Linked DNA regions of Mus musculus: regions 1 and 2 are each linked to region 3. Evidence: chromatin loops called from intact Hi-C (ENCODE). Cell type or tissue: gastrocnemius. All regions are shown on one strand. Links, peaks and the distances in the headings refer to the core of each region. The heading gives the core; the rest is flanking DNA.

Region 1 (10,349 bases), core at 3,139-8,138, 270 kb before region 3:
AAGTAGACCTCACAGCCTACTTTCCATCAACTCCTGACATCACCCTCATACTCAGAATCCATAAAGGGGTACACATGCCTTTAATCCCAGCACTTGGGAGGCAGAGGCAGGCAAGGGCAGCCTGGTCTACAAAGTGAGTTTCAGGACAACCAAGGCTATACAGAGAAACCCTGTCTCGAAAAAACAAACAAACAAACAAACAAAAAGGGGGTAAAGCAGCTTAGCAAGATGCAGCCACAGGACCCAATACTCTCTGGAAATGGCATCAGAGACACACTCAGATGTGCTCTGCTAATCTCCCAAGCACTTCTCTAGGTTATCAAACTGACCACCAAGCTGATCCAGCACACCCTGAGAAAGATTCTAGTCCTGAAAAATCAAAGCCTTATAGTTTATATGTATGAACTTGAAGATACAGAAATTTCTTGAGCAGAAATATCTACAAGTTTGAAATGAACTCTGAAGCATTCAAAAATTCCTTGAGACAAAAAAAATCTAAGGCCAGCACCTCTGCAGAGTCTTTACTCAAAGCAGCAGCCAGTGAAGCTGGAGAAGTTTCAGACATGTCCTCAGGCACAGGATTGGGACAAGGGGACTCAGAGCACATTGGCCACTACCTTGGTGGAAAGGAAGAGCTGTTCCAGCCTGCCGACGTGAGCGCTTTAAAATAATAACCCCTACTAAAAAGGAAAGGTGGTCAGGACACTTTTTCAAGATAAATGCAGGGTGGTAGTATATTTAGGAGAGAGAAATGAGCTCTACAAGTAGGTGATGGGAGGTGACTGGCTGTGGCGAGTTAAAAGAGGAGCCCACAAGGAAAACAAGCTGGAACCAGTCCTGACACCTTCTTAAGACTTGCACTATGCTGGATGAGTGGACAAGTCTGGATGAAAAGTGAGGTCATCCTGCCAAGATAATGAGAAGTCACCCAGTGTTTCCTGGAGTACCAAGTCCATTTCTGAGTTCCATACTTACAGAGACACTAAGAACTTGGAGAACACTATCTCTCAAAATTCAACCGGAGTCAGAAAATGACACCTACGTAAAGCAGCAACAATGGTGGGGAACTTAGAATTCTGTTTGAAGAGAAAAGGGTAACAAGCGTGGCATCTAAACTTGTAAACTCTTGTGTCTATATGTGCAGAATATGTTTGTCTGTGACTATGTCTGTGCCTGTGGTGTGTGTGAATCTATATCTATGTCTGTGTGGTGTGTGTGTCTTTGTCTGTGTGTCTGTGTATCTGTGTGTTTGGTGTATGTGTCTGTGGTGTGTGTGTGTATCTGCCTGTCTGTCTGTCTATGTGGTATATGTGTTTGTGTGCCTATGTCTGTGAGTGTGGTGTGTTTGTTTGTTTGTCTATCTGTATGGTATGTATGTGTACCGCTATCTGTGTATCTGTGTGTGTCTGTCTGTCTGTGTGGTGTCTGTGCCTCTCTGTGTGTTTGTGTGTGTCTGTGCCTGTGTGTGTACTGTGTGTGTTTATGTGTGCATGTGTTGCTACACACAGCTACACCTATGTGAGGGTGCTAAAGCCCGAGGAAGTCAGCAGGTCTCCACCTCATCCTTTTGAAACAGGGTCTCCCCAGAACCAGACCCCAGTGTTCTTTTAGCTAGGTTTCCAGGCAGCAAGCCCAAAAACCTTGCCTCTCCTCTTGTCAGTGCTGGGTTACAGGCATGCATACAGCCATGCCTGGCTTTTTAGACAGATGCTAGGATCTGAACTCTGGCCCTCATCCTTACAACTCAAGTGCTTCTAACTACTTAATTAAATACTTAATTATTTCTCCAGCCCTGCAAGCCTATTCATCAATAAATGTTCTCTCTTTCTCTCTCTCAAATACACTTAATATACAAACTTTTTAAGCTATAACATGAATATTTGAAAAGAAATAATAAAACTGTATAAATTGGCACTTCCACACTAGTTTAGGCATATTAACCTCCAATAGAACCCCCTACCAAGTGAGGCTCTGTTCTTGGCTTGGTTTGGGTAGACTAATGGTTACCAGTCTGCTTGGCTTCATTCTATTATGTTTTACTTTGTGTGGGTGATACTGAGGACTAAAGTCAGGGTCAGGGTATGGAAGGCAAATACTCCACCACCAAGCTCCAGTCCTAACCCTTTGCAATTTTTATCTTGAGCCTGGATCTCACTAACTTACTGAGGTTGGCCTGGGTTCACTGTGTAGCCCAGTCTGCCCTGGAATCTGAGATCCTCCTGCCTCAGCCTCTTGGGTAGCTATGATGACAGACCTGTGTCTCCATGACTATCTTCCTATCTGATATTGAAGGCATTTCCCTCTTCCATCCCTGCAGTCTATGGGATGCCCTTTTCTGTATTTATAACAGCAACCCCTGGGCTTCTGGGTTTGCGTCCCAGGCCCTTTTCCGCCTCAAAAGAAATTGTGTCTCCCAGCCTCCTCAGTTCTCAAGTTTTGTTTCTGTTTTGCCTCAGAAGGAGCAGGGTCCTCTCCATGACACTTCTTGCTGTTTCCCATGTGTTCTATGCATCCCTACCTGTGTCTCTGGACTGAGGACCCAGAGCTCTGTCCTCTCTGCTCGTGGTGTCTGCATCTGCATCTGCCTAAGGCCTCTGTTCCTTTCTGGAGAGCCCTTACTTCTTCAGCTCTCCCACTTCTTTTGTCACTGTCTTTTACGGGATTCATGGTCATTTCCTTTCCTGTCACTCATCAGCCTCAGCATCTGGCCCCCTGCCCAGCACTGCCAGCAGTACCTCCAGGACTTGCATACACGCATAGCAGTAGCTCAGTCTATTCGGGTTTTCACATGCATTGCTATGCCCACCTCCTCCAGCCATGCGTGTGAGCATGTGCACTGGGTCTGACTCCCACCTTCATTTCCACATTCACTGAGGCTGACAATCCTCTCAGCCCTGCTTCTTTCTCTTGCCTGCCTGACTCAGAACCTCCTGCCTGAGGTCATTCTTCAGACTATTAAAACATTAGGCCCTTCCCCCATACCTGATCCTGGCCCCCTTTTCCTCTCCCGTTCCCCTCTTCTCTCTCACTTGTGAAGTGGAAACCTAATGGTTCTTTGGAGAGTCAGTTGTGTTGGATGGTGTTTTGCTGGGGCAAACATGTAAAGGAGTGTTTTCCTGAAGTAGACACAGGTGAAAGACTGTGAAGGAATGCTTCACTGAAACCAACACAGGAGAGAGGATGTTCTACTAAAGCAAACATGTGAAAAGACACACGATGAAGGATTCTTTGCCAACAACACACATGTATTTGTCTGCCTTACATTGCATAGTTGAGCTCCATTTGTTGGGACGATGTAGACTCTGGCTGATATGATGAAGTTGCTGAGGCAAGACACATGGAGGGCTCGAGATGTTTGCAGGGTATAAATAGGACTCAATGGACAATGCAGGAGGCTGAGCTAGGCTTGCTTATAGAGCTAGATGTGCAACGCTTGAGGGTCTCAAGTCTTCAGTGATCTTCACTTCCCTGAGAGAGACACAGCCAAAAACTTCTCCTGGTGTTCCTCCTGGTCCCTCCTGCTAACTAAAGCTGAAGCCTGGCTGTCTCTGCTAGGTCATGTCATCGCTGTTGTTAACCCAACTCTACTGAACTGGACTGCTGCTGTATCCATGAGGTGTTTGCAAGTAGACCAAGCTGCCACTGTTAACCTGTGAACTGAACTGCTGATTTCCAGACAACTTAGATGGGAGTTGCTCCAAAGAATCCTTCTAAACAGATCCACTTTCTCCATATCCTTTCTTTCCCACTACCTTTGGTGAGTAGTGGGCCATAAGGGAGGTTAAAGTGTTTAAGGACCATCATTGAAAATAGGATTTGAAAAAATTAGAATTACACACCTGGGTCCCTCCCTTCCTCTGTCTCCTGTGATTATTTTGTTCCATCTTCTAAGTGGGATTAAAGTATCCTCACTTGAGCCTTCCTTCTTGTTAAACTTCTTATGGTCTGTGGGTTGTATCATAGGTACTTTTGGCTAATATGTCTGGCCTCAGTGGGAAAGAATTCACCTAATCCTGTAGAGATTTGATGCCCCAGGGAAGAGGGATATAGGGGTGGGGTGGGTGGAGGAGAAGGGAAAAAGGGATTCTGTGAAGAACTCTGGGAAGGGGGACCAGGAAAGGGGACAACATTTGGGATGTAAATAATAAAACAATTAAAAATTTAAAAATTAACGAATTAAGTGAATAAATAGTCATATGATCTTTTAGGGTTTGCAGGGATCTGTTCCATGGGTGGCACAAAATCCTAACACTACTACTGATGCTATGTTGTACTTACAGACAGGAGCCTAGCACTGCTGTCCTCTGAGGGGCTCTACCAGCAGCTGACTTAGACAGATGCAGATACTCACAGTCAAGCATTGGACTGAGGTCTTTGACCCCTATGGAAGAGTTAAGGGAAGGACTAAAGGAACTGAAGGAATAGCAATCCTACAGAAAGACCAACAGTGTCAACTAACCTGGACTCCTAGGAGCTCCCAGAGACTGAGCCACCAACCAAAAAGCATAGAGGGACAGGTCTGAGGCCCCAGGCACATATGTAACAGATTGCCTTGTCTGGCCTCAGTCAGGGATAGGGGAAAGAACTCTGTGAGGGGGAACTAGGAGGGGGCAACATTTTGGATCTAAATAAATAAAATAATTAATAGAAAAAAATCAGGCCCATCAGTCCATCCTCAGGATCATAGTGTTAGCCTTATCTTGCCTCCTCTTTCCCTGTCTCTCAGCAGAACTCAGAGCTTAGCAACATTACCTAGAGACCCTTGATAACACTTAAGGTCCCCTTGCTCTGCATGCCTTTTGGTTTCTCTTTTCTGGAAAAAAAAAAACCTCACCCGTGATGGAGTCAACTGTATGCCTCCTAACAGTCTATAGTCCCCAAAGAAAGGCACACAGCAATGCAGACTTGTCTCACCATGGGAGTATAAATCCTAGCATATGTGTTCATATCACATATCCGCTAATGTAACGGTTCTCTTAGCTCAAGGAATTATATATAGTCTGTGATATGCTTGCTATCATATAAACCTTAAGTGTCCCCTGAACGTGTGCGTGAAATCCTGGCCTCCAGAAGGCACTGCTAGGAGGTGGCAGTGGAGGTGGAGGCTTCAAGAGACGGGATAGAATTTCTGTCCACAGAGCAGTGCTCCAGACGGGCATTGTGTAGCCGCAGCCACTTCCATCTTCCCCCCTCCCTAGCCAGGAAGCAAATGGTTTTGCTTCACCATGCTCTCCTGCATCAACGTGCTGGCTCACCACAGCCCCTGAAACAATTAGGTCCGTGAGTTATGGACTGGCTGGAACCTACAAAACTGAGGAAGCTAGTCTATTCTTATCTGTTGGCCAGCTCAGATGTTTGTTATTGTAACAGAACAGTGACTTACACAGTGATGAAACTGCCTCGAGGTGGCTTCTCAGATACATCCCCATCACTGAGAGATGTGTAGCAATTTTGTTTCTGGATTCTCCAACATTACATTTTATTCCACCACTGTGCAATTCAAATTAAAAGGATATTCGGGTTTTCAGTTTGGTTTCAGTTTCTCTTGTTTTTCTGTCCACTCTTGTTGATTTACATTTAAATTTTTTTTCTCCCTAATTTCCAGACTTTGATGCAAAGGCCACTGGTGGCTGGAGCTTAGCCAGGTCGCTGTCATACCATTACAGTGGCTGCATTGTCTAGGGCAGCTCTTGCTGCTGTCAGAGCCCTACAGTCCCCTGTCCCAGCTCCAGTACAGAGTGTCCCTGTTGCTGTTTGTCTGAGCCATTGTTTCTCTGATTCTAAATTTGGCTTTACAATCTAAGTTCTATCCCAGTTTAAGCTCACACCTGTCCAAACTGACTAAGAAGGTTTGTCACTACTGTGCAAGCTGACCTATGCTTTGCTCCCTGCATGGGGGGGGGGGGGGGCCACACCCTCCTGTTTCTGTTCTCCAAGACAGAAAGAGATGCTCTTTGGGGGTACTCCGATGCACACCTAAGCAAGCTTGCAGGCTAGCTTGGCCTTACTCTTCTTTCTCATATTGTGCTCACACTAACTTCCTTTTCTTCTTCCTTGTAGCCCCAGCCTCCCTGAACTTTAACCCTGCAGACAACAGTAGTGGCGGCAGTGGCAGCAGCAGCTCCCTTCCAGTGGTTTCTGTGGGGAGCCCCTCTAAGATCTCCTTCTCTGCAAAGTCATAACTGAATCTGTCACATCCTCTTCCTTCTCCCACTCCACCAGTCCCCAGCCAGCACCTAACATACTGTCATAGCCCTTCACTTCCCCATTTTGGGAAATCTTTACTCTGAAATTCTTAGCCCCAGTTCAGGTCCCCATCCTGACTTTCAGACCACGTACACCTGATCCCTAGCAGAGGATGGGCCCTCTGGTGAGTTTTCAACTTGAGGATGGTGATAAAATGTACCCCAGCTGCCACTCTGTTCTTGCTCTTATTGAGGCCATCCATCAAGGGTTTACAGAAGGTTGTCAACACTTTATCATGAAGTAGCCTTTGTAGTAGATGATGTTTTCCAAGTGTGGCTGACTGTTGTAAGTTCTCTGAGCACATTCGATCTGAGCCAGGCTAAGATTTGGAATTACAGAAATTTTCATCATAAGGTACTTTTTTGTACTTATGATGGATTTGTTAGAACAAAAGTTCAGGCTATCTTTAATCAACACCCACTTGCAGAGTTAACCATTCACTGCTTTTGTTGCGCATGAAGGTGGACCAAGCAGAATGGGTTTCTGATTTCATAGGAATTTGGCAGGAAACTGCTTCTGAGGCAGAATCCTGCCGTGGGTTCAAGCCCTACTAACCCCGATCAGTTTGATGGAGTACCAGACCCAAGGATGCTTTCACTGCCAAGGGAAGACTGCCATCACCATCCTTCTGTGTGATGACATCTATCAGAAGTGGCAAATGACATTCCTGTCACACCAGCAGCTCAGCCAGGATATTAGTATGTGTGGTACATTCAGTACATTGCTCTTCTGAGATTTAGAAAGATAGAGGCAAAATCTTATGACTTTGGAGAAAAAAATCTTCATAGATTTCCACAAGGAAATCGCTACCTGAAAATCTAATAGAAATGTTCAGGTTCTAATATACAAATCCATTTGGTATTTAATGTTGTTTTATGAATGTACCCTTAAAGTCAGGCTCTATAATTAAATAAATGAGTGCAATCTAAGTATTAATTATGCAATGCCTATTTGCTTTGCCAAAGAAATATGATCCCCAGAAGGCTTTGGTTTTGTATTTAATTTAATTAGTGAATTTAATGCTTGTCCTCTAAATTGCTCTTCTTGTACTTTTGCTAAAGGAAGGTGGCTAGCTTGTCAGAAGGAATCACTCACGAATTGGCTAATTAATTGCTTTAATCCTTATATGATGAGATTCACATGGAGATAGAAGAGGACATTCTAAGGACAGACCAAAAAAAAAAAAAAAAGAAAAAAAAAAAAAGCCCTAATGTGAAGATCTTTTCCATACAAGGATTCTTCATGTAAAAGGATCAGATTAAGGAAAGAAAGGTTTACAGAGATATGTTAATCACTTCTGTCTAATTAGAGACCAAACATTAAACGACAAAAACCAGAAGTCCAAGCAATTTCAATCTTCATAGGCTAGGATTCAGAAAAACCCTGGTGCTAACCTAACCTGACATTTGCCGAATATTGAAGGCCATCACTGTACTACCATGATAAATCCTAGACCTCAAAGGTCACGCCAGTGTTTCTAAAGCTCACATATGATATTACAGTATTTCACAATATAGATTCACAGCATGTCCATTCAAGTTCTCTTTAATTCACTGCCAAGGAGCTAAAACAATCATCTGTGTGTGTGTGTGTGTGCGTGTGCGTGTGTGTGTGTGTGTGATCAGTGTGATAATAAACCTGTTCCCATTAACTGATGAATAGATAAAGAAAATATGTCTCATGCATACCATGGAACACTACTCAGCCATTAAAGTGAAGTCCTGTCATATTGTAGAGTAAAACTGGAGGCAATTATGTTAAGTGAAATAAGCCAGACAGAAAGACAGGTGCTGCATGATCTCACTCATGTGAGGAATATAAAAACAGTTGATCTCAAATGGATTAACTATAAAACAGTGGTTACCAGAAGCTGAGGGGTATGGGATGGAAGGGGTTACCTTAGTTACCTTTCCCCTTGCTGTGACAAGTACCCTGAAAAAAGGCAACTTAAGGAAGGGCAAGCTGATGTTGCTCTTAGTTTAAAGATGCAGTCCATCATGGTGGAGAAGGTAAGCTTCCCACCTTGGACCCACCTTGAACTTTGTATCCTCCACCAGGAAGCAGAGAGTGGTGAGCTCTTGTGCTCAGCTTGCTTTCTCCTGTTGATGCAGTCCAGGACCTCAGCCCAGGATATATTGTTACCCATCTTCAGGCTGGGTCTTCTGACCTCAATTAACCTCATGAATATAATCAATACTTCTTGTCTAGACTCTTGTCTTCCAGGTAATTCCAGGTCCTATCTGGTGGACAGTCAACACGAGCCAGTACAGGGGGATCAGTGGGTACTTATAGTTAGATAAGAGTAAGGCATTCTGGGATGTTCCTAAGGATTACAGCACCTCCCCCACATTGTCTCAAGCTGGTAGAGGTGTCACTGGGTTCCTCTGATTTTCTGCTTCTCCCTTACAGACAAAAGGCACTGTCACCTGCTCTAGGTTTTTGTTTCATCTGTTTGAAGGAGAATGTTTTGTGGTCTTTTAATTTTTGTGCACATGTGTGTGGGCTTGCGTGTGTGTGTGTGTCTGTATGTATGTATGTCTCAATTGTTCAAAGTCAAAGAGTCTCCAGTGGCCAAAAACCCAATTGAACTTTGTGTTATTTTTTTTTAAGTGTTATTTATTTCATAGATGTCAGCTGAGGTCATCTTGACCTTTTAAAATGAAAATAAATTGGCTCCAGCCCAGAGCAATCTGTCCTTGGGGAAGCACGGTGCCCTCTCGGGTGTTTCTCAGGCACTAGAGTCTCTGCTGTCACCTCCCTTCATGTCTGGACACTTGATCTCCCTCTTACTGATCACCCTCCCTCTCCTTTCTTAGTCTGGATTTCCCCAGAAGCCTCTTACATAGACAAGGGTGTGCAAGTTAGTGTACTAGGCTGAGTAGGGAAGTTATCTTTAGTCACAGCAACACAAAAAACAAAATTGAGTTTGCTATTTATTTTCTTAAATGTCTTTGGCCACTAAAAACAGCTCATCAAGGTCACTTCCTTAGAGTGGATTTCCTCTCCAAACAGTTCTCTGAAAGCAGCTAATGGATATTTCTCATCCTATTTTTTTTTTTTTTTTTTTTGTCTTTATTTTTGAAAACAGTCTCCTGTTTACCAGGCTGACCTGGAATTCTCTATGCTGCTAGAATGACCTTAAACTTCCTCCTGCCTCCACCTCCCAAATTGTTAACTAACTTTTAGGGAATGAGATTAATGATGGCAGTAATTTTACTTTTTATGCTTTCTGAATGTGTGTGTGTGTGTGTGTGTGTGTGTGTGTGTGCGCGCGCGCATGTGTGGGTTCAAAAGTCATTATCTGGTGTTGTCCTCTATCACTCTCCATCATTTTTATTTCAAGGCAGGGTCTCTCACTAATCTAGAGCTCATGATTCCAGCTACCCTGGCTAGTCAGTGAGCCCTTGGTTCTGCCTGTCCCTACCCTACCCCCCCCCCCACCCCCGAATACCACTTCCCACACTGGAGTTGCAGGTGTGCCTTGCTTTGTACACAGGTGCTAGGGATTCAAACTCAAGGTCTAATGCTTGTACGGTAAGCAATGTACCCACAGAGCCAATTCTTTATCCCTCTTTTCCAAAATTTTAAATTTTAAATGAGGATACATACTGCTGTCCATACCAAGCAGGGCATTGAGCAATGCTACTATGAACATTCACTGGGCACTGACTAAAGAGGCTAGGAACATCCATGAGATGCTCAGCGGGCAAAGTGCCCACTGCCCAAGCATGAGGACCTGAGCATGGCTCTTCAGTGCCCACTGGAAAGCTAGGGGTGTTGGCACAAAACTGGAACTCCAGGGCCGGTGAGAAGAGTCTGGGGAGGCAAATGGAAGAGGTTCCCTGGGTTTGTGCAGCCAACCTGCATGAATCACTGAGCACCAGGGCCAGGGAGAAACCCTGTCTTGAAAAAACAATAACAGTAATGGTAAGAAGATGGAGGGTGATTGAGAAAGACATTTGTGCCAACCTCTGGCCTCCACATGCTTCTGCACAGATGTGCCTGAACATCCACATGGTCACACACACAAACACACACACACACACACACACACACACACACACACCCCTGTACTTTTGTGCATGAGCACTCATATGGTCACA
Region 2 (10,349 bases), core at 1,802-6,801, 500 kb before region 3:
CTGTATTATTATTACTTTTTTTCCTTTCTTTTTCTTTTTGGAGACAGGGTTTCTTTATGTAACCCTGGCTGTCCTGGAACTTGCTCTGTAGACCAGGCTGGCCTTGAACTCACAGAAATCCTCCTGCCTCTGCCTCCAGAGTGCTGGGATCAAAGGCATGTGCTTCTCCCATCTGGCCTGCCTTATTTTTATATAGACACATGTACCCAAAGCATCTAGGAGAAGGTTCTATTTAGTTAAGGTGGGCAGAAAGCTGTCTTACTTAGGGCTTCTATTGCAGTAATAAAACAGCATGGCCAACAGCTTGGGAGTAAAGAGGTTAATTCCATCTCATAGCTCTCACTGAGCTCAGACTCCATCACTGAGGGAAGCCAGGACAGGAACTCAGGAGGTACAAAATCTGGAGGCAGTACTGTAGCAGACATGATGGAGAACGGCTGCTTACAGGCTTGCTCCTCAAGACTTGCACCCTCAGTGTGCTTTCTTTCAGCCAGGACCACCTTACCCAGGGAAGCCAAGGCCTAGAGTGGGGCTGGGTCCTCCCACAGCAATTGTCAATCAACAAAATGCTCTGCCGGATTTGCCTACTGGATAGTGGTAGTTTTTCAATTAAGACTCCTCTTCTCAAATAACTCCAGCTTGTGTCTAGTTAACAACAATAATAGCAAACAAACAAGTAAAACCCAACCAGAACAAAAGCCTAATACAGATAATAAATGTTTTATTGTTCAACAGTGAAAGGAGTTTATAATTGTTCAGCTCTTCAACCTACCAATAAACAAAGACAGGCTCAAATGCTTATTAAACAGGCCTCAGGGAGGGGAAGGTATGTCTGTCCTAGGCTTCCTTTTGTCTTCATACTGCAGCCTTGGGAGATTTGATCACTTTAATATCTCCAAATCCCAGCCCCTAATACAGACCCCCAAACCTTGGTTTTCCTCCATTATAGACAGATGGGCTGTCCACCTCCATTTATAATCACAATCTGGAAGTCTGTACTCATGTCCATCTGAACTACACACATTCCCCCCCCCCCCCATCTCAACCCACATCTGGACTTGTGTGCTCAGCAGCCACACAAACCAGAACCTTTCCTTTTTGTCCCTAACCAAGTTCTGTGGTTCGGCATCCTCTGCAGCCTGCAAATCTCAATTCATTTCCATTACCGCCTAAGATCAAGTTGCCATCGTCTTCCGGCCACCTCCAGCACAGAGGATTGCAGCTTCCTCACGAGCCTTTCTCTTATTGGGCCACTTCTGATTTGACTCTGTCACGGCTCCAAACAGTTCAGTGTGACATGATACCCTCAGAATGGTTCCCAAACATGACTTCTGAAGCCATCTGTGCCTTGGTCACAGGCGCCACTTGGAAGTAGTACATTCTGTGATGTTCCAGTAACTCTGAGCCACAACCTTGGAGTTCCCAAAAAACATGTCCCTGTTTGTCCTGCCCTGACATTGGCAATCTCCTTCCGCCTTTTCTTTTCCGTTCTAACTCCCCGTCTCCCTGGATGGAACCATTCATAGATGCCAATTATACCTGGTGGGTTGGTGATGCTGTTGAATTCAGCTCTTGCCATCGCTGTCTGTCTGCCTGCCTGCTGATATCTCCACTTCTAACAGAGGATGTTAAATCTCCCAGCATTTGCTCTCAGGTCACAATTTGACACTATGCTGTTAAGTTCATACACATTAAAGACGGTCATATCTTCTTGAAGAACGGATTTCTTTATCACTGTGAAGTACTACAATTCTCTTTTTATCCCTGACAGCTCTACTCTGATGTCTGCTTTATCTTAAATTAACAGAGCTGATTCTGCCTTTGTGTTTTGTTTTGGGAAGCCTCCCTATACAGTCACAGTGGGCCCGGAACTCACTATAGAGCCCAAGTTGGCCTTGAGACCCAGGGATTACAGGCAGACATCAGCAAGTGCTGTTTCTCTCTCTCTCTTTTTTGTTAAACACCAACATGACTTATCATTCTCCTCCCAGTTACTTTACATTATGCGTGTCCTTATCTTCAAAGTAGATTAGGTCATGAGAAGCAAGGATCTTATTATGTTAATTTTAAATGTATTTATTTTTATTCATTTATTATTTATGTTGCTGTGCACACGTCTTTGGGAATGTATGTCATGTGTGTGGTTGCCAGGGAAGGCCAGAAGAGGGCAGTAGCTCCCCTGCAACTGGAGTTTCAAATGGATGTGAGCCCCCTGATGCGCGTGTCTACACCTGAACTCAGGTCCTCTGCAAAAGCAAAACTTGCACTTAACTGCTGAACAGCCACGTCAGCTCCCTCAATTAGCGTCTTAGTAAAGATATTGGAAAAGCAGAAGGTGTAATTCAGTAGAGTGTGATCGCCCTGTGTATGCCAGCTTCTAGGCTTTATCTTCATACCAGAGGCAGGGTCAGGAGAGACAGTGGAGAGGAACTGTGAGCTTCTGTCTCCACTGCACTTGCACTGCAGAAAGCCCATGTGAACACACACAGGACAGGGGACCCAGATGGTGGGTCTCCATTGGAACCAAAGCTATCTGCTTGATATTTGATCTATCAGCCTCTCACATGGTGAGAAACACATGCCGTTTATGCCCACTGCTTAGCATTTGTTATGGATGCTCATGCTCACACATGCCAGTAAAGTTCTGTGGGGGAGCTAGGATCCGAACTCATGCCCACTGACAATCGAGATCTTAACCACAGAACCATCCCCTGCTTCTGTTCTTATTCTCCTTGTAAGACTTACTTTACTTGTATGGGTATTTTACCTGCATCACGTATATACCTGTGCACCATGTGCATGCCTGGTGCCATGGATCCCCTGGAACTAGAGTGAGTTATAAGCTGCCATGTGAAGAGTTTTTGCTACCATAGGTTTTTTGTTATTCCAGATGAATTTGCAGATTGCCCTTTCTAATTCGTTGAAGAATTGAGTTGGAATTTTGATGGGGATTGCATTGAATCTGTAGATTGCTTTTGGCAAGATAGCCATTTTTACTATATTGACCCTGCCGATCCATGAGCATGGGAGATCTTTCCATCTTCTGAGATCTTCTTTAATTTCTTTCTTCAGAGACTTGAAGTTCTTTTTATACAGATCTTTCACTTCCTTAGTTAGAGTCACGCCAAGGTATTTTATATGATTTGTGACTATTGTGAAGGGTGTTGTTTCCCTAATTTCTTTCTCAGCCTGTTTATCCTTTGTGTAGAGAAAGGCCATTGACTTGTTTGAGTTAATTTTATATCCAGCTACTTCATTGAAGCTGTTTATCAGGTTTAGGAGTTCTCTGGTGGAATTTTTAGGGTCACTTATATATACTATCATATCATCTGCAAAAAAGTGATATTTTGACTTCTTCCTTTCCAATTTGTATCCCCCTTATCTCCTTTTGTTGTCTAATTGCTGTGGCTAGGACTTCAAGTACAATGTTGAATAGGTAGGGAGAAAGTGGGCAGCCTTGTCTAGTCCCTGATTTTAGTGGGAATGCTTCCAGTTTCTCACCATTTACTTTGATGTTGACTACTGGTTTGCTGTAGATTGCTTTTATCATGTTTAGGTATGGGCCTTGAATTCCTGATCTTTCCAAGACTTTTCCTAAGCAGCATAAGATATAAAACTGGGTTGGAAAGGAGGTCAGGAGAGCAGCTGCCCAGTGCTAAACCACAGGGCCACGAAATTACAGAGAATTACACCTGGGACTCCTCAAAGACTCCTACTCCTCCCAGGGAAGATGCAAAAGTGTCCGGATTCACAAATGAGGGCAAAAAGCACTTACCATTCCACCCCATCCTGTCTCTTAGCCACTAACAACCTGTTGGAACACGAGAATAATTCACCCACACATCTCAAAACCTAGAGTCACACAAAACCAAGATAGTGTTGCAGCAGCACCCGTGATGGTGCAGTGGGCCAGTCTCACAGGACAGGAGGCAACTAGCAGTCCTCCCGAAGGAAGTGGGGGGGGGGGGGGGGAGGGCAAGGATTAACTCCCGCCCAGGAGAGGGCGCACAAGGTACGGCTGTTGACCGCCACTGGGTCCCTGACAACACCATGGCTCCTAACACGACTTTGTACACCAAAATGTAACATATAAACGAACTGTATGCAAGCATAGGAGAAGATTCGATCCTCTCCGGCATCAGTGCTCCCCCAGCACACCAAGTTTACCAAACGCGTTGCTCTGCTCCGCAACTCAGGCAGCGGGCCGCTGGGACCAGTCTCTCAGGACCTCACAGGAGGCCGCCCAGGGTCAGCCAGGACTGTGAAACCGAAAGCCACGAGAGACGGCAGCGATTGAGGACCTACCTGTGTCCTTGCTTCCCGATCCCGCGCAACCCCGAGCCAGCCGTCCAGGCGCCTGCAGCAAAGGCAGACCCCGCAGCGCTCGCAGCAGTCGCGCCATGACGCTGCCACCAACGGGTTTCCTCCCAAGCCTACCCAACCCCCACCCTCCGCCGGATCCCTCCCCTCTGCCCAGGTCTCTTCCCCTCCTCCAGGCTCTCCTTTTCTTCTGGTGCTCCACCCTACCCCCACCACTTAACTTATCCTCTTGCTCCTCTTGACCTTGATCTTCGCGGAGTGTGTGGAATATCCCGGGACTCCACTGCCTCCTCCTCCCGCAGTACCTTACTCCGATTGGAATCATGACTAGTCTAAAACTTGCTGTGTTTCAGTTTGTTTAGGTTTTCCAGAAGTCATACTAATTGCAGTTGGTTATTTCTGGCTTCCCTTACTCAACATAATTATCTGGACATTGCTGCTTGGTTTTTTGCGTTACATTATGCACAAATCTTTTTTTTGTTGTTGTTGTTGTTCTGAATAATATTCCATTATACTAAACTGTTACTCATTAGTTTAGGCTGTTCTAATTTTTGCACATCAAAAACAAAGCTGCCAGGAGCGTTCCTGTACATGCCTTTTTTTTGGATACCTGGAAGAGGAATAGCCAGGTCTCAAGGGCAACGGCTGCTTCACTAGCAATGTATGAAAGCTCCTGTCATCATCCCCTTCCTACACTTGATTACTCAGGCCTGTTTTTTTGTTGTTGGTTGGTTGGTTGGGTTTTTTGTTCGTTCGTTTGTTTTGCTTCGGTTTTTGAGATCTAATCTCTCTATGTTGTCCAAGCGTCCTCAAACTTGGAATCTTCCTGCCTCGGGACTGAGTTTATAGACATGCATCACTACAAAGTTAGACTTAAACTTCTTACAGTAATAGGCTTCTCTTGTGTTATCTTTCAGTAACTGACAATTAGCCATTGCTAAATCATACATGGTTTTGCCCATTTATTATTAGATTTACTTGTTGTGGATTTTTTTCAAGGTTCTTCCATATATTCTCTGGGCACAAAGCCATTATCAAATCGTTTCCTCACAAATTTCCCTTCCCGAGACTGTGGGCTGTGTTTTTCTGTTTCCTAATTGTGTCTTGGGATGGGAAGTTTTACATTTTGTTAAACTTCATTTTATCGGTTTGATGGTTTGTTTTTGTTTTTTATAGTTTGTGGCGGCTTAGGGGTAACATATTTAACAAATGGAGCTAGTCCAATATTACAAAATATTTTATGTGTTTTCTTCTGCTAATTTTATAGTTTTAAGTTTTACATTTAGGTCTATTATCTATCTGAGTTAATTTTTATTTATTTATTCATTTTTTAAAATAAGGTAATTTTTTTTTTTTTGTTCTCTACTGCCTGCATTTGAGTTCTTGTCAAAATCAGTGTATGGCTGAGAATGCAGCTCTGTAGTAGAGCAATGGCTAGCATTCACGGCCTCAGGGTCGCACACACCCACTGGGGAGAAACCCCAGGTTGGTTGGTTGGTTGGTTGGTTCGTTTGTTTGTTTTTATCAATACAGGGATCTGTTTCTGGACTTTCTGTTCTTTCCGATTAATCAACATGTCAGTGAGTATACAGAGTACTGTAACATCTGCATCCCTGGAGGTGGAGTCAGCTAGTATTTGCAGATCTCTGCAGATCTTCACACTCCCAGAAAACAGAGGGAAGCCTTCCTGGATCCTTCCCTCTCCCTGTTTCCTCTATCCACTGCTTTGAGAACTTTCATCTCATCCTGGCACAGGGCTTTCTGCCCCCACTCCCATGCCCACCTATCAAGAAAGATCATGGGATGGGATGGAGAGATGGCTCATCAGTCAAGAGTACTGAATGCTCTTCCAAAGGTCCTGAGTTCAAATCCCAGCAACCACATGGTGCTTCACGACCATCTGTAATGAGATCTGACACCCTCTTGTGGTGTGTCTGAAGACAGCTACAATGTTCTCATATACATAATATAAATAGGTTTTTTAAAAGAACACAAAAACGCAAAGAAATATTCTTGAGCCGGGTGGTGTACTTACATATAATAATAAATAGAGAGAGAGAGAGAGAGAGAGAGATATCATGGGCCAATCTTCGAATTCCTGGCCATAAGGCTTTAACCTGATAAAACCCACTTAACAGTTTACTCTTGATTTTATATACTCCATGGTTTAGTCTCTGAAATGCCCGACCAACCACACTCTTCCTGGTCTATTTAAAAGAGGTCTTTCAGTTCCTGGTTTACTTATAGAGATCTCTCAGTTTTTTGGAGAGTCACAGTGTGCTCACTCTCTTGCTCTTGGTGATCACATGACGTCTCTCTGGAAAACGACAAAAGCAAACACCACTGGAAGACTGCTAGGAAAACCAGTCAGAGACTCTGCACCAGCTGTTTTTGCCTTTCCTTTCCACTTGGGAATAAGTTGTGATGGCTGAAGCACTGGCAGTTTTCTGGTATGCATGAAGATAAGATTTGCACCCTGGTGCTGAGCAGGAGATGCATGGAGCCTGGGTGTCAGGGATGCAAGGCAATAGTCAAGCCCTGAGTTGTACCCCTATGGTAAGAGAGACAAACACATTCATGTGTTGTTTAAACTGTGGTTGTGTTTTTGTGAGGATGATACAATACTCAGCTGGTCCTCTATTGGTTGTGAGAAACTTCAATAAAGGCTAAGCTCTACAGCATCATCTCTGTGTATCTCCCACAGTTCTCTGCAAGCTATACACACAAGGGGAGGAGGGGGGAGAAAGTAATGCTAAATAAGTCCCTAAAAGAAAAAGATGGAGGATCTACCAAAATGATCATTGAATCTACAGAGGAATAAGAGGGACTGACCACTAAAGTGGATACCAGGGCAAAAGTCAATAGACTTTTTGCTACTTAAAACTATTTGGAAAGAAGGAATGAGCAAGGTCACCTCTGAGCCATTCTCTTCCTCCAGGACGCGTAATCTCTTTTCATCTATTGAGAGTCCAATATTGATGATCAGACTGTTCCCTCTGAAATCTAGAGATTTCCTGGAAACTCTCCTTCTGGGCCAACTCTCATATCTGTGAAGGGTATGAACGAATGGCTTAGTAGAAAAGGGGTAGCCCGGCACAGGTGCTAGCTTCTGTTTTCAGCTACTTGCCATGGATGGTACAGATATTTGGACAAGTCAGCCTTTGGGCTTGGATCAGACAACTGAAAATATACCAGTGAAGAGAGGAAGTAGATGTCACACACCGTTCAAGTTCTTTTATGTCTATTCTTATACAGTTTTTGGTAACAAACATAAAAATATGCTCTTCTGGTGAACAAAGACCTGAAATACTGACAGTTAAAGTCATGTTAAGGTTTTCTACATATACATACATCAGCCACACATCCATTAAAGCACAAAAAAGTACTCATCCCAAATTGGAAAAATCAATAGGCTAATAAGAGCCCTACAGTACACATGACAGATAAACATTTAGTATTATGCATATAAGACAAGATAATATCTGGGTGGGCCACAGTCAGGCCACACTGGACAGATGGCTTCAAAGATGTGAGCAGATGGTTTGCACCAGAGAAAATATAAATAGTGAACAAATCCTTGGAAAAATGTTTAACTTCCATAATCATTACAGAATTTTTAATTAAAATATCTCCATGTATTTCCTCACATGTATCAAATAATGATAGATTTTTTTTTAAAGAACCCATTGCTAGCAAAGCTTGGGGTCTGAGTTGTATTCATACATTTCCTGTAAAAAGAGTGGCACCTTTCTTTCTGAAAAGAAACATATGTAGACTATAGAACTCATTATATTCCTCATTTTGCAACATTAGTTTAAAGGCACAGATCCTCGGGGAAGCCGTGATATGAAGGGGAACATTATTTTTACAGAAGGATTTACAGTTATGCTTTTCATAATGGCCAATTAATTTTTAAAACTCATCAGCAGACAATGACTAAGCAAATCTTGACATGATAATTTAGTGAAAAAGTATATAGCTCCTAAAATGCCAAAAGTGAAGATGACTTGGGTTTATGGAAAATGATGTCAAAAGGAAGCAAACAGGACAGAAAATAGTTCCATGACAACATAGAAAACATGCGTAATGAGAGTTACCTGCTCAGGAATAAACGCATGCAAGATGCTAGTACTGTTTGATGAGAGAGGACAATTTTATTAAATGATTTCTCAGGCTTCAGATTTGTTATAGATAAATTATGAAACAGAGGCATGCATAAAATATTCTTGAAAAAAAGATTATTAACATATTTTTATTTTTATTTTCATGTGGTGTGTGTGTGTGTGTCCGCGCGCGCATGCACGTAAAGACTCTTGGCTTATATAGAGAATCTTTCTCAGTTGTTTACCGCTTTTTGAGGCAGACTCTCTCAATCAAACTCAGAGGTCCACCTACACAAGGCTCACTAGGCGGTTTGCTCCCGGATCCCTGACTCCACCTTCCATGCCTGGAATTGAAGTGAGCTGCTCAAGCAGCACTCAAGACCTTAACATGGCTTTAGGAATCCGATTTCAGTCCTCTACTGAGTCAGCCTTGTCTGAGGCATGCGCCATTTTCTCACCCCTTCAGGTGGGCTTCTCCGTTTCAGCACTGTGGACATTAGTGCATGCACAGATGGGAGGAGAGGGGACTAAGTTGTGGTTATCTGCACCTAGTGTGGATTTTGGCTTTCCAAGGCTTTAGTGGTATGTTTTGTAATGTGGTGGCCTGGTTCGGCAGCATGGCTGTGCTGAGGCATCCCCACCCTGAGGTACCAGCCATACAACGGGTCTAGTATAAAATGAAGTGTATTTAGAGGCATGAGAAAGAAGGTAAGAAAAGGGTGTGGGAAAGAAAGGGGACAGAGAGGGACAAAACAAGAGAAAGGAGAGAAAAGAAGAAGCCACTGGGGATACATGGGGGGATCAAAGAGGGAGGGAGGGGGGGGATAGATAGGGAGAGGGAGAGGAAAGGGGAGAGGGAAAAGAGAGGAGGGAGGGGGAGGGGAGAGGGAGAGGGAGAGAAGAGGGAGGAGAGGGGAGAGGGAGAGAAGAGGGAGGGGAGTGGGAGGGGAAAGGACAGGAGAAGAGGGGAGAGGAGAGGGTAGAGGGAGAGGAGGAGGGGAGGGGGAGAGGGAGAGTCCAAACAGTCCTTTTATAGCCGCCAGGCTCCCGCCTGGCTGTTGCTAGGTAACTGTTGGGTGGAGCCTAGAAGAAAAGTTAACATTTACTCCAGATGCTTGCAATGATGAAGCCAATATCTCGGAAAACAGAATATATGGAGAGAGAGAGAATCTGAGCCATTGATGGCTGTCAGACTCCTGGCTCAAGGAAAGTTCTCATCTTTCCTTTTTTGACTTTTCCATGACCCCATCCCCCAATTGGGCTGAACCACCAATCTACACAAGTCCTTTTTTTTTTTTTTTTTCAAATTTTCAGCATTTTTTTTTTTGATGTTATGAGGCTCAATACCTATTGCCAATATGCAAATCTCATTGATTTCCAACATTCATTTCTCTAATTACTAACATACTTAAGAAGGCTTATATCTTCTGTGTAGATGCTTGAATTTGGAAGCAGTTGGCTTTATCCATGGTTATCTTTAGAATTTGTATGCCATTTTATCCTATTCACCCATGTGTATACTGAGTATCATGCTCCTTCCCCATCCGCTGCTTACCCTTTTGATTTGTTAAAACAGCATCTCACTATGTATCCCTGGCATGTCTGAAACTCACTGTGGAGACCAGGGTGATCTCAAACTTGTAGCATCCTTGTATCTCTGCCTCCCAGGTGATAGGATAATAAGTATGTAAGTATAAGACATGTCTAGTTTTAACTAGGGTTTCTTTGTGTGGAGGGCGGGCTGTGCATGCAGGTGCTGATGCTGGTGTGTGAGGCCAGGGGCCAGCCTCAAATGCTGACTTCTTTGTTCAGCTTGTCCTCTTTGTGTTATGAGACAAGGTTTCTCATTGGGACCCGGCTCTCGAACATTAGGCTAAGGTGGCTGGGCAGCAAGCCCTCGGGAGTTCCCCTGTCTAGACATCCTCA
Region 3 (10,349 bases), core at 1,867-6,866:
CTGGGAATTGAACTTCGGGCCTCTGGAAGAGCAGTCAGTGCAGCACTTTTAACCGCCGAGCCATCTCTCCAGCCCATGTTTCCTCTTACTCCCTCCCTGCTAAGTCTTCTCCCTCTGCACATTTTGGTCTTTGTTCTCTGAGGCTCTCTGTCTTTATATTCAGTCTTCAGCCTAGAACATTGGTTTTTGTTTTGTTTGTTTTGTTTTTGTAAGGACAGGTCTCACTACATCGCCCAAACTGACCTTGAACTCAGTCTTCACGATTCAGCCTTCCTAGAGATGTGTACCACCACACCCACCTAGCACAGGGCAGCTCAAAAGCACCAGGTTTCTCCCTAGTTCCTGTGGAGGACAGAAGTTTCCTTCCTAGTCACTGTGAAAAAAAGCAAGGATGGAGAGGGAAAGGAGGTACCCATGGATTTTTCTACATCATCCTGTGGCTTGCAAGGTCATCATTTGCCATCTTAGTAAGTTTTTACATACTTGGAGAAATTGGGAAATTTTCCAGCATTAATTCTGTATAAGTCATCCAATGGTCTGTGACTCAGCTGCCTTTCCTTGCACATGCAATCTTCACATGATACCTACAATGCCCAGAATGAGAGCATACTGAGCAGTTTTCCTCAGCAACATAGCTGTACAACATGTAAGCTGTGGCTCTTACCAGAGTTGTCCATGGGATGGTTAACCAGAGTTAACCAGAGTTAACCATGGGATAGCAGTTTCCATATTCTTTGACCATGTTCTGTGATACTTCTAGAATGGTTAGTTTCAGTTGTCAGCTTGTCACAGTGTAGGATGACCTCGGAATGCAGTCTCAGTAAGACACTATCTAGATTAGGTTGGCCTGTGGGCATGTCTGTGAGAGCGCCTAGTAGTGAGTGCTTAGAGGGAAGACTCACCCACTATGGGTGGCACCATTACCTAGGCAGGGAATCCTGAATTGTGAAGTGGATAAAGTGATATGCAGGCTAGCATGCATGCATGCATGCATGTGTGTGTGCATTCATTCAATCATTCATTCATTCATTCATTGCTCTCTGCTTTAGAGTGAGTCGGGTATGGCTAATCACTTCCTCTTCCTGCTGCCTTGACTTCCCCGCAGTGATGGACTGTAACCTGGAACAGTGAGCCATGTAAACCTTTTCTCCCTTGAGTTACTCATGTAACTCTGGGCTGCAGAGTTACCGAAGGTGAAGCTGAGACGCTCTGTCCTCCTGTGGCTGACACAAACCTTCGTTTTCCTTATAGGATGTGCTTTATTTATTATGTCATCAAGAGATTCCTGAGCATTCCCCCTCGTTTATAAATCAAGTTGGACTTTAGCACCCCTGCTTCCAAAATCTAGAACATTCAGATTTCTAATGCCAAGTTAAGTAAGAATCCTAATGCAATTGTGAACAAAGAGTTTGTTTGTAGTGTATACGGCAGAGTATTTGTAAGATGTACCTGGGGTCATTTCTCTTTTTTTTTTTTTTTTAGTGTATGGGTGTTTTGCCTGCTTGTGTGTCTTTGCACCCTGTGCATGCCTGGTACCCACAGAAGCCAAAAGAGAATGCCTGAACCCCTGGAACTGAAGTCACAGATAACTGTTAGATGCCATGTGGGTGCAGGGAATCTAGCTTGGGTCCTCTGGAAGAGCACCAAGCACACTTAACCAGTGAACCATCTCTCCAGCCCTCTGTTTTCTGAATTTGCTCATTGTGTTTATTCATCAAATGCTCTTGACATGCTAGACACACGTGCTGGGATTTGATCATGAACAAAATAGAAACGGGGTCTCTTCACGGAGCTTATCGTGTGCAAAGATGCTACTTGACTGAGTAGAGAATCCTATGTGACTAAACCTGGAAAGATGACTGTTGGCTGGAATGATAAGCTTCTGGGCTGCAGAGAATGAATGGGGGAGATGAGGTGCCTACATATCGTGTGGAGTGGGAAGGTGAGAAGAATGACTTTTGTTGAGGCTCTGAGCCATATGTGTAGGCACACAATGGAGGAAGAAGCCAGACAGGAACCTGGCAAGTTGAGAACAGGCAGCAGTGCCCTTGCTTCAGCACCCGCACTGCGCAGCTATGGCGCTCTCTCAGATCCCCATCCAGAACTCCAGCCAGTGGGTAGAATGTTCTCTCCTTCAGAACTCCTGGTCCTTAGGTCTTTCTAGACTAATAGTATCAAATGCAGTTTGGCAACGCTGATACGGTAAAAGACAGGCTTTGATATAATTTGTGGGCTCGTTTGTTTATACACTCGGGAGTTGGAAGTTCATTTCATCTGTGTTCATCAAAGAGCCCCATGGGAAAAGTAAGTACAGCTGACACTCGTGAACAAAATGCATCCGAGTTGATTGTTTGTGCCCCACTATCTACTCTGGAGGCAAGGAAATTGTAGTGTATAACCTGTGTGGGCATATTTCCAAAACTGAAGCTTGTCAGTTCCCCGAGTACTGCTCCTTAGCATTGGTCACTATGGGTGGTACCACGGTGAGCCAGGCTGTCTGTGGCTGTGTACAGATCTCCATCTTGGCATTCCTTGTTGTTTGTGGTACTAGGGATGGACCCTTTGGCTGAAAGGTCATGTGCTTTATCAAGGATAAGAATGTGAGTGGAGGAGTTGATCAGCCAGTACCGGCCTCAAGGGAAAAATCCAGGTATGCAAGATGATGCTTGCCGTAGAGTGAGCCGCAGAGCAGACTTGACTGTTAGACGTTCCAAGCAAGGGAGAGATCGGTGTGATGTTCCAGTTTCCTACCTAGGTCTTGAGTGACAGCTAACATCACGTCATTGATAAGTGTTCAGTACAGACTGGTGTGGGGTCTTTTGACATCCTCTAACTTGCCATCCTCACAGCTGTTTGGGTACTCAGTTTCTGGAAGATGAAACTAAGACTGCTCATCCACCTTCTACTACTGGCAAACAACACACTTTTTAATCCCTTCAATTGCTGTGGGAAATTTCCTTTTCAACCGAGAACTATTAACCACCTGTTGTGCATTAGCAAACCTCAAGTCCATTTATTGGTTTGAAATTAAGCTCCACTCATCTGATTTCAAGTAACAAGCTGAGGAGAAACTCCGTGGGAAAAAAAAAAATAGACTGAGCTCAAATATACATCTCAGCTGTTACCTGTAAGGCAGGGGAAATCTGAAGCATCTTGGACATCTGTCAGGACTGCAGAACTAAAACCAGCTGCAGTGACAGATGCTGTGTAGCTCCAATGAGCAAGATTGAGAACTTTTTTCTTCTTTCGCTAATTAAATATTCCTAGAGTTGATTACTAATAATGTTTATCACTAAAAAATCCAATTAGAATGTTTTTGTTAAAGTGTTGTTGTTGTTGTTGTTGTTGTTGTTTAAATCAAACAGTGTAACCCTTTTTAAAGACTCAAAATAGGGGTTAAAGAGATGACTCTGTGACTTGTTTTGTAAAGATCAAGTTTGAATCCCCGATGCCCATGTAAAAAGCCAAGCATGGGAGCGTGTACCTGTAACCTCAGCACTGAGGTACATGTATGCAATACACATGCACATGCACACAGGCACACTCCCCAGAATAATCCAAAATACAACCCTTAAAACATTGGTAGTCATCCTTCCAGGCATCTGGTGCAGGCAAATGGGTAGGGTGTTTACAACATTGGATTTGGGGTGTTGGTACTATGCTGGAGGTTTAATCTGTGTCATGGGCTCATTTAGACACACACACACAAAAGGCTCATTTAGACACACACACACACTCACACACACACACCCATTTTAAAGGTCCCTGTGGTAGTTTATCAATGGCTACTTCCAAGAGGAAGTAGCTCCCTCTTGTGGCTCATTGGCGTATGACCCAAGTCATGCTGTGTTTTTGCAACCCTGGGACTTGATGGCACCTAGCACCTAGTCAAAGAAAGCTGACTTGTCGTTAACTCAGGGCCCCTTCATACCCACTGAAATCAAGATGGAAAGCAGAACACCCAAGCTTCCAGCACCAGACTCCCAGCATCCTCTTCTTCACCCTCTGCCTCACTACCCTCAAAGGTCTTGATCTAGTGGTGAATCATTCTCAGGGGAGGGGGAGGAGGACAGAGGTGGACAGTCCTTCACTTCAAAGGGGTTTCCTTTCTTGCCTTGAGCCACTGTGTTCAATTTTGACATTACAGATTAGTTGGGCTACTAGGAAAAGAATATCTTTAGTGGTAAGATTAAATGTTCAGATTTATATATAGAGAGAGAACACAGATCTGATAGGTGAGCAGCATAAAGCAGCTTAAATGTTTTCCGAAAATAAAACCTCAAGAATTGGACATTTCTACTTTATATAAACGATACACCACGTTTTGACAGCTACTTTTCCTTTCTCTCTCTCCTATACAGTATATAGTGGAATGTCATGGGGTCACACTTCTTCCTCAGTTCTTGGGAATGTACCGGCTTAATGTCGATGGAGTGGAAATATATGTGATTGTTACAAGGAATGTGTTCAGCCACCGGCTATCTGTATATAGGAAATACGACTTAAAGGTGAGGTTGACTTTGATAATTTTCAATAAGTTTCACGTTCATTTGCACAAGCCTACTCGCCCATATTGTTTATGTTATCATGTGAACAAAATGGTCAGGGTGCTTCAAGAGCTTGAATCTAGCAGGCAGTTGCCAGCACGTAGGATTAAGCAGCCCATGTTATTACAAGCATGTCAGCCACATGCCATGTAGTACCACATGCCATGTAGTAGCTAAGTGCTGGGGATAGTTTATGAGTTAAACAGACCAGGGACAGCAAGGTGGCCCAGCAGGTAAACTGGGGGCACTTGCCCCCTAAGCCTCATAGCCCAAGGTCACTCTTCAGAATCCAGGCTAGAAGGAAAGAATTGGTTCCCAGAAGTTGGCCTCCTGTCCTCTACTTCACGTGCATAAAACACACACATACGATGATAAAAGAAAACCGAACAGATCTTTAAGTAGGGATGATTACTATCATTATTATTGATTATTATTGATAAATAATGAGCGCTGTGGATGGAAATGAACGGGGGGAACGTCACACTAGTTTTTATTAACAGTAAACAAGCACTCTACTACTAAGCCACAATCTCAGCCAGTTTTCCTCTTATTTTGAGACAAGGTTAGCCCAGGCTAGCATTGAACTCATCCAGAAGCCAACACAGACCTTGAGTGTTAACACCTTGCCTCAGCTTGCCTAGTGCCTGGGACCACAGGCCTGTACCACCAGGCCTACCAAGGCATACATTTCCAGCTAGGATGTTAGGTAAGGTGCATCTGGAAGGGTGGCATTGGTCCCATCTCAAGAGAAATGACAAAGGGAAAAGCCTGAGATCAGACATACCAACAATTTAAAATGAGACCACTGGAGAATTCTGAATTCAGTGACATGACCTGACTTTTAGACAGCCAACTCTGACAGTGTATGTATGCCAAGACCAAGAGGGGTTGCATCTTTATAAAGTTCTGTTGCTGTGTCATCACGTGCATGGTTTCTGTGTTATCTATGCTCTCACACTGTACGGGGCACCGTGAGCAGTGACCAGAGATACTGTATGGACCATGAGGCTAAGATATTTACTCTCTGACCCTGAAAAAGTTCATCTTCCCCTGATCTGTGGTACTCAGTTCTAAGGATTTTGGTTTTTTGTTTGTTTGTTTGTTTGGTTGGTTGGTTGGTTGGTTGGTTGTTTTGTTTTGTTTAATCTTAGGATTCATTCACATGCACAAAAGAGCACCCTAAAAAGCTTTGCCTTCTGTTGGTTATGTCTAGATATCTACAGTATTAGAAATAGAAGCAGGGCTGGAGAGATGGCTCTGCAGTTAAGAGTACTTGCTGCTCTTCCAGAGGACACGAATTTAGTTCCCAGGATCTGGCGGCTCATAACCACCTTTAACTCCCACTTCCAGGGGGTCTGACACCCTCTTCTGGTCGCCCCCATAAACCCTTACATATAAATATATAGGCTCCCTTGTATTCCCTTACATATAAATAAGAATAAATCTTTGCTTGAAAGAAATTTATGAGAAACACTAAACTATTGATATTTATAGTTATTTTAAATAATATTAAACTACTACATATTAATGAATTTTTATGACAGCTGTATTTTTCAAAAGCAAAATATTAGTGAGTCAAGCCTCATGGTTTTACAGTTCTTTCTATTAATTAATTAATTTATTTATTCACCTCACATCTGGAATTCTGCACCCCTTCCTCCCCTCACACAGCTCACCCCCATGGCTTTACATTTTGTTTTAGTTAAATGTGTCCTTTGGCTTTCGTGTTTGTATATGGTGCACTCCTCCCGACGCCTCCTTCCCTCCTAGTCCTCTCCTGCCCCTGATTTCAGGGCTCTGTACTGTGTGGATTCATTAGGGACAGTTGAAATGTCCTGTCCGATCCTGCTGTCAATACTTAGCGGTATTTGCATGAGTAACTGGGAAAAACAGCTGAGTCCACACAAATGTGTAGTTGGGAAGGAGAGATGTGGAGTTTGGGGAGTAATTGTAGATATTCTTTAATAACACACCAAGACTTAATGTCAGTGCTATCTTAGTTAGCCTGGAGCATTTGTACCCTGTTCATTAATACCCGTGGTCAGTTGCAAGCACTGGTCCCAGTGTGTGGTTTTATAGTCATACCTGTTTCACTGGAGACATAGCGGTTCCTTAATTAACACAGGTTCTCTTAATGTTGACATATTGAATTACAGAGTATCAAAAATCATGTGACCATCCCTACTGGTCACATAGAAAGCCTTCCATGCATGGGAACCTGAGGGCAGATACAGTTTTCCAAAAGTCTGGTTTTCATTTGGTAGCCCATTACCACTGACCTCAAAGTCCCATCAGCCATGCTGGAAATGACAGAACCCAGCTCCTCCAGGGCACAGAGCCTTGCAGTTTCAGTCACTGTCAAAAAGTGTCCGTTTCTCAGGTCTGGACAAATACAGTTTATTTGTCATTTCTTTTTTCGGATACAAATGTTGCTTTATGGACGAGAAGGTGTCTGTTTCGGCCATAACTGTTCCTGTCAGGAAAATGACTCTGAGCAGCATTCATTGCTGAAACAGACATGCTCTCTGCATGGCTCTGTTCAGAATGCGAAAGGTGTGTGCTTCAGAGTCAAGACCCTTCACTGCTTTATCAGGGACTTTTCATTCAGTTGCTAGGGGTTTGTGGTATCTCCATGACAGATACTCCTCACTGCTTCATAGGACAGAGCCCACTGTGTGTGTGCAATGTCCTTGTGACTATCAAGAGTAAAGAGACAAGTAGTGCCTCAGTGTTACAAAAACAGTTTTGTCAGATGTGGTTGTTGTGCTGGTAACCTCAGCAATCAAAAGGCTGAGGCAGGAGGATCACAAGTTCAAGGCCAGCCTGAGCTACAAATTTCAAGCCAGATTTTAAATGCAGATGTGGTCCTGTCTCAGAACAAACATCAAACAAGCAAGAGCTTTGACTTGCAGGCCTCTGAGAGTACCTCAGGATTCTGAGCCACACTTGAAGAAATGCTAGAGTAAATCAAGAGCAGCCTTGTGTCTGCTCTCTAAATCCCAGACAGCGATCACAATTCAAGCCATTTTATTGCCTTGGGATTGCCTCCGGGGCATCCCAGCCACACCCCGTTCTCTCATTTGGCACCTGCTCTTTCCCAGTGTCTGGAGCTACACCACTCACAGGCTCTAATGGAAATTTCAGGGTTCTAGATGGTGCTCTGACTGTCCCATGCCAGAAAGCCAGTGTGGCCTTAGGAGCCTCATGAAGTTAGTAACTGTTCAGTTAGCAACTGTTGCAAGTTGCTGGACCTTTGAGCCTCTGTTTCCTGGTCTGTTGCAGCAGGAATAGTTTTATCTGCTCTTGGAGGATGCATTAAATAAGATGCAGACATAGCCTATCAGCATAAGGCACAGCATAAAGGAACTGGGGGCCTGAATGCCCTACCTAATATTCATTCCCTTGAAATGCCTAAGATAGCACTGCCTTCAAGTAAGCCTACCTAGATGTAAGTTGCATTTGTAGATTGGCCACAGTGCTGTGATTGGCGTAGCATCCCTCTTTGCTTAGTTATCGCTCTCTTTCCCTTACAGAACAACACACTGTTCCTGCCAGAGGCCTCGGGTGCATGGAAACCATGATTCCCATTCAAGGCCTTAACTTCTTAATGTTTTATTTTGATTTTTTTTTTTTTACTGTGCATTAATTCAGTTTTAAAGTCTGCCCCCTACCCCATGCACACACACCAGCTGATGACATTATTTTACATAGAATTAAAATATTTTCAAAAATGAAAAGGAGAGTCAATTTCATGTAGGAGAGAAAACATACATAGACCAACAAAAAAAAAAAAGGTACAAATGTAGGGATCAGGGAGATGGCTCAGTTAGGAACGAACTGGAGGGGCCTGGGTTTGATTTTCAGAACCCACATTTAAACGCCATGCGTGGCAGCACTTGCTTGTAAACCTAGTGTTGAGGTGGGGGAGGGAGGACAGGAAGATCCCTGGGGCGCCAAGTCCTGTCAGCCCAGCTTAATCAGCAAGCCCTCGGTGCCAGTCCAAAGTAAAATAAAATAAAAGGAAATGGCCCAAACAACCTCCAGGGTTACCCTTAGCCCCAGAAACAGTGCACACATACATACTTATACATACAGTACACACGCACGCGCGCACACACACACAGGTTACAAAAGTAGAATTGCTTCCTCCTCTGCCCAATACCCTAGGCAGTGCTCAAGAGTTACAGACACCTTCTCAGTGAGAGAGAGAGAGAGAGAGAGAGAGAGAGAGAGAGAGAGAGAGAGAGAGAGAATTGTTATAAGGCAGTGTACAGAGGAAAGAAAGATGTTAGTGACCCATATTCAGCAACCCTAACTAGACAGTGTCTTCCTTTGACGTTATTGGTTTGCAGTTCCAGGTTCCTCGCAGGCCTCATTGTGGGAATGCCAAGGTGACAGGCACCTGAAGTTACTGAACACATTACACCCACAGTCTAGAACAGATAGTAATGAATGTGTGCATGCGTGCACACTTCTGCTCAGTGTGCTTTTCATACAATCCAGGATCCTCTGCCTTAGGAATAGGGTCACCCACAGTAGGAAGGGCTTCCTATCTCGATTAACATAATCAAGATAATCTCCCACAGAGATGCTCACAGACAGTCCCTCGTTAAGACTTTTTCCTCAGATTTTTCTAGATTACGATAAGTTGACAATAAAGACTAGCCATCACTGGTAGAAAGCGGACCTGGCCTGGTGGTGTCGGAGCACGCCTTTAATCCCAACTGTGCTGGAATAGACCCTCATGTGGCAACTCCGCCTGGTGCTTCTCTGGCTTGCTCCCCAAGCAACTCTGGGCTACTCACCAGGGCCTTGAAAGCCACCAGTCCTACATGCCAAGTGCCAGGCAGTCATGAACTGACACTGGGGTGTCTCAAGCTTGCTCCTGTTCCCGCTTCCGAATTTTGGGACACCACACACCCACACCCACACCCACACCCTGCTGCTGCCAGTTTCTGCATCTGTGTGCACATATCAGTAGAGAGGTGTTATGGGGAGGGTTTTTTTTTCTCCTTATCTAACCAACTGCTCTGTTCAAATCAAGTATGAGTTCCCTTTGTGATTGGTGACTTTTATGATCCAGGATAATAGTTGTGTGTCTGAGCAGTGACCAAGTTAGCAAAACACTCCACTGTAGCAGTTCAGGCATCTGGTGCCAGGCAGAACAAGTCAGAAACTCTGATCCTTCTCCAGCCACTTGTCAGTAAACACAGAGTCGGCCATGGGTGAGCCACAGGTTGTTGAATTCACATATTTAGAAATCTAAAGTAAGACTCGACTTGTCTATGTGCTCCATAGCTTTTCTTTATGAATTAAAATCCCCTGCAAAAAGGAAAGTTTCTCTGCTTGAGAGCACTGCCTCCTGGGGATTTCAGAAGTGACTTCCTGCCTCCCATCAGGCATTTGGCCAGCACATCTCTGAGGATGCTTTTGAAAACCTGTGCCATAGACTAGGTGCTGTGGAGATCAAGGACTGTGTTTTATCCCACTTTGTACCCCAGTGCTCGGCATAGGGCCTAGAACAAAAGAGGTGTAAGGAAGCCTGTAGCTTTGAAGGAATCTCCAAAAGGAGTCAGTGCTCACAGGGGATGAGCTCAGAGCTCAGTGGAGCTGTCCTTCAGTAACACACTGGGGAGAGTACAGCGAGTGTGTGGCAGAGGCAGGATGGTCCACATCTGGAGGTTGGATATGGGGAAAGGGCATCCAATGCTTTTGTGGCCCCAGCCATCTGATAGCCTACCTCCCTTTTGAAGATAGTGAAACCTTTCATGTTTTGATCAATGCATAGCAAGTTTATTCCTC

The links. A loop is a pair of places that touch in the nucleus more often than their neighbours do. Peaks named below come from ENCODE experiments on the same cell type or tissue, not always from the same donor. Only the 100,000 strongest peaks of a DNase experiment are listed, where the experiment ranks them.
Region 1: a loop joins it to region 3, with 2.5 times the contacts of the local background. A loop is called at or near these places in 11 of 42 quality-filtered maps.
Region 2: it touches region 3 in a loop (5-fold over the local background); 2 of 42 quality-filtered maps call a loop at or near these places.

What each region holds. Positions count from the first base shown.
Region 1 is chr2:19,141,422-19,151,770 of GRCm38, reverse strand. No RefSeq gene overlaps it. Among named protein-coding and RNA genes, the nearest start is that of Armc3, 53 kb to the left of the region's middle. In gastrocnemius, for the core only: no CTCF peak of the experiment used is centred there; a DNase peak (open chromatin) is centred at 5,662; H3K27ac peaks cover 345 bases.
Region 2 is chr2:19,365,736-19,376,084 of GRCm38, reverse strand. Msrb2 (methionine sulfoxide reductase B2) reads right to left here and starts at 4,449. Exons shown (of 5, transcript NM_029619.2): 1 at 4,306-4,449. The coding sequence starts at 4,402. In gastrocnemius, for the core only: CTCF peaks have their summits at 2,157 (motif pointing right) and 4,028 (motif pointing right); DNase peaks (open chromatin) are centred at 2,210, 4,025 and 4,311; H3K4me3 peaks cover 1,392 bases; H3K27ac peaks cover 1,350 bases.
Region 3 is chr2:18,866,443-18,876,791 of GRCm38, reverse strand. It overlaps Pip4k2a (phosphatidylinositol-5-phosphate 4-kinase, type II, alpha), which reads left to right. Exons shown (of 10, transcript NM_008845.4): 5 at 4,362-4,508. It overlaps Gm33534 (a long non-coding RNA gene), which reads left to right. Exons shown (of 2, transcript XR_374031.3): 1 at 1-1,942; 2 at 2,552-3,408. Among named protein-coding and RNA genes, the nearest start is that of Gm33534, 7.4 kb to the left of the region's middle. In gastrocnemius, for the core only: a CTCF peak has its summit at 3,820 (motif pointing left); a DNase peak (open chromatin) is centred at 3,824.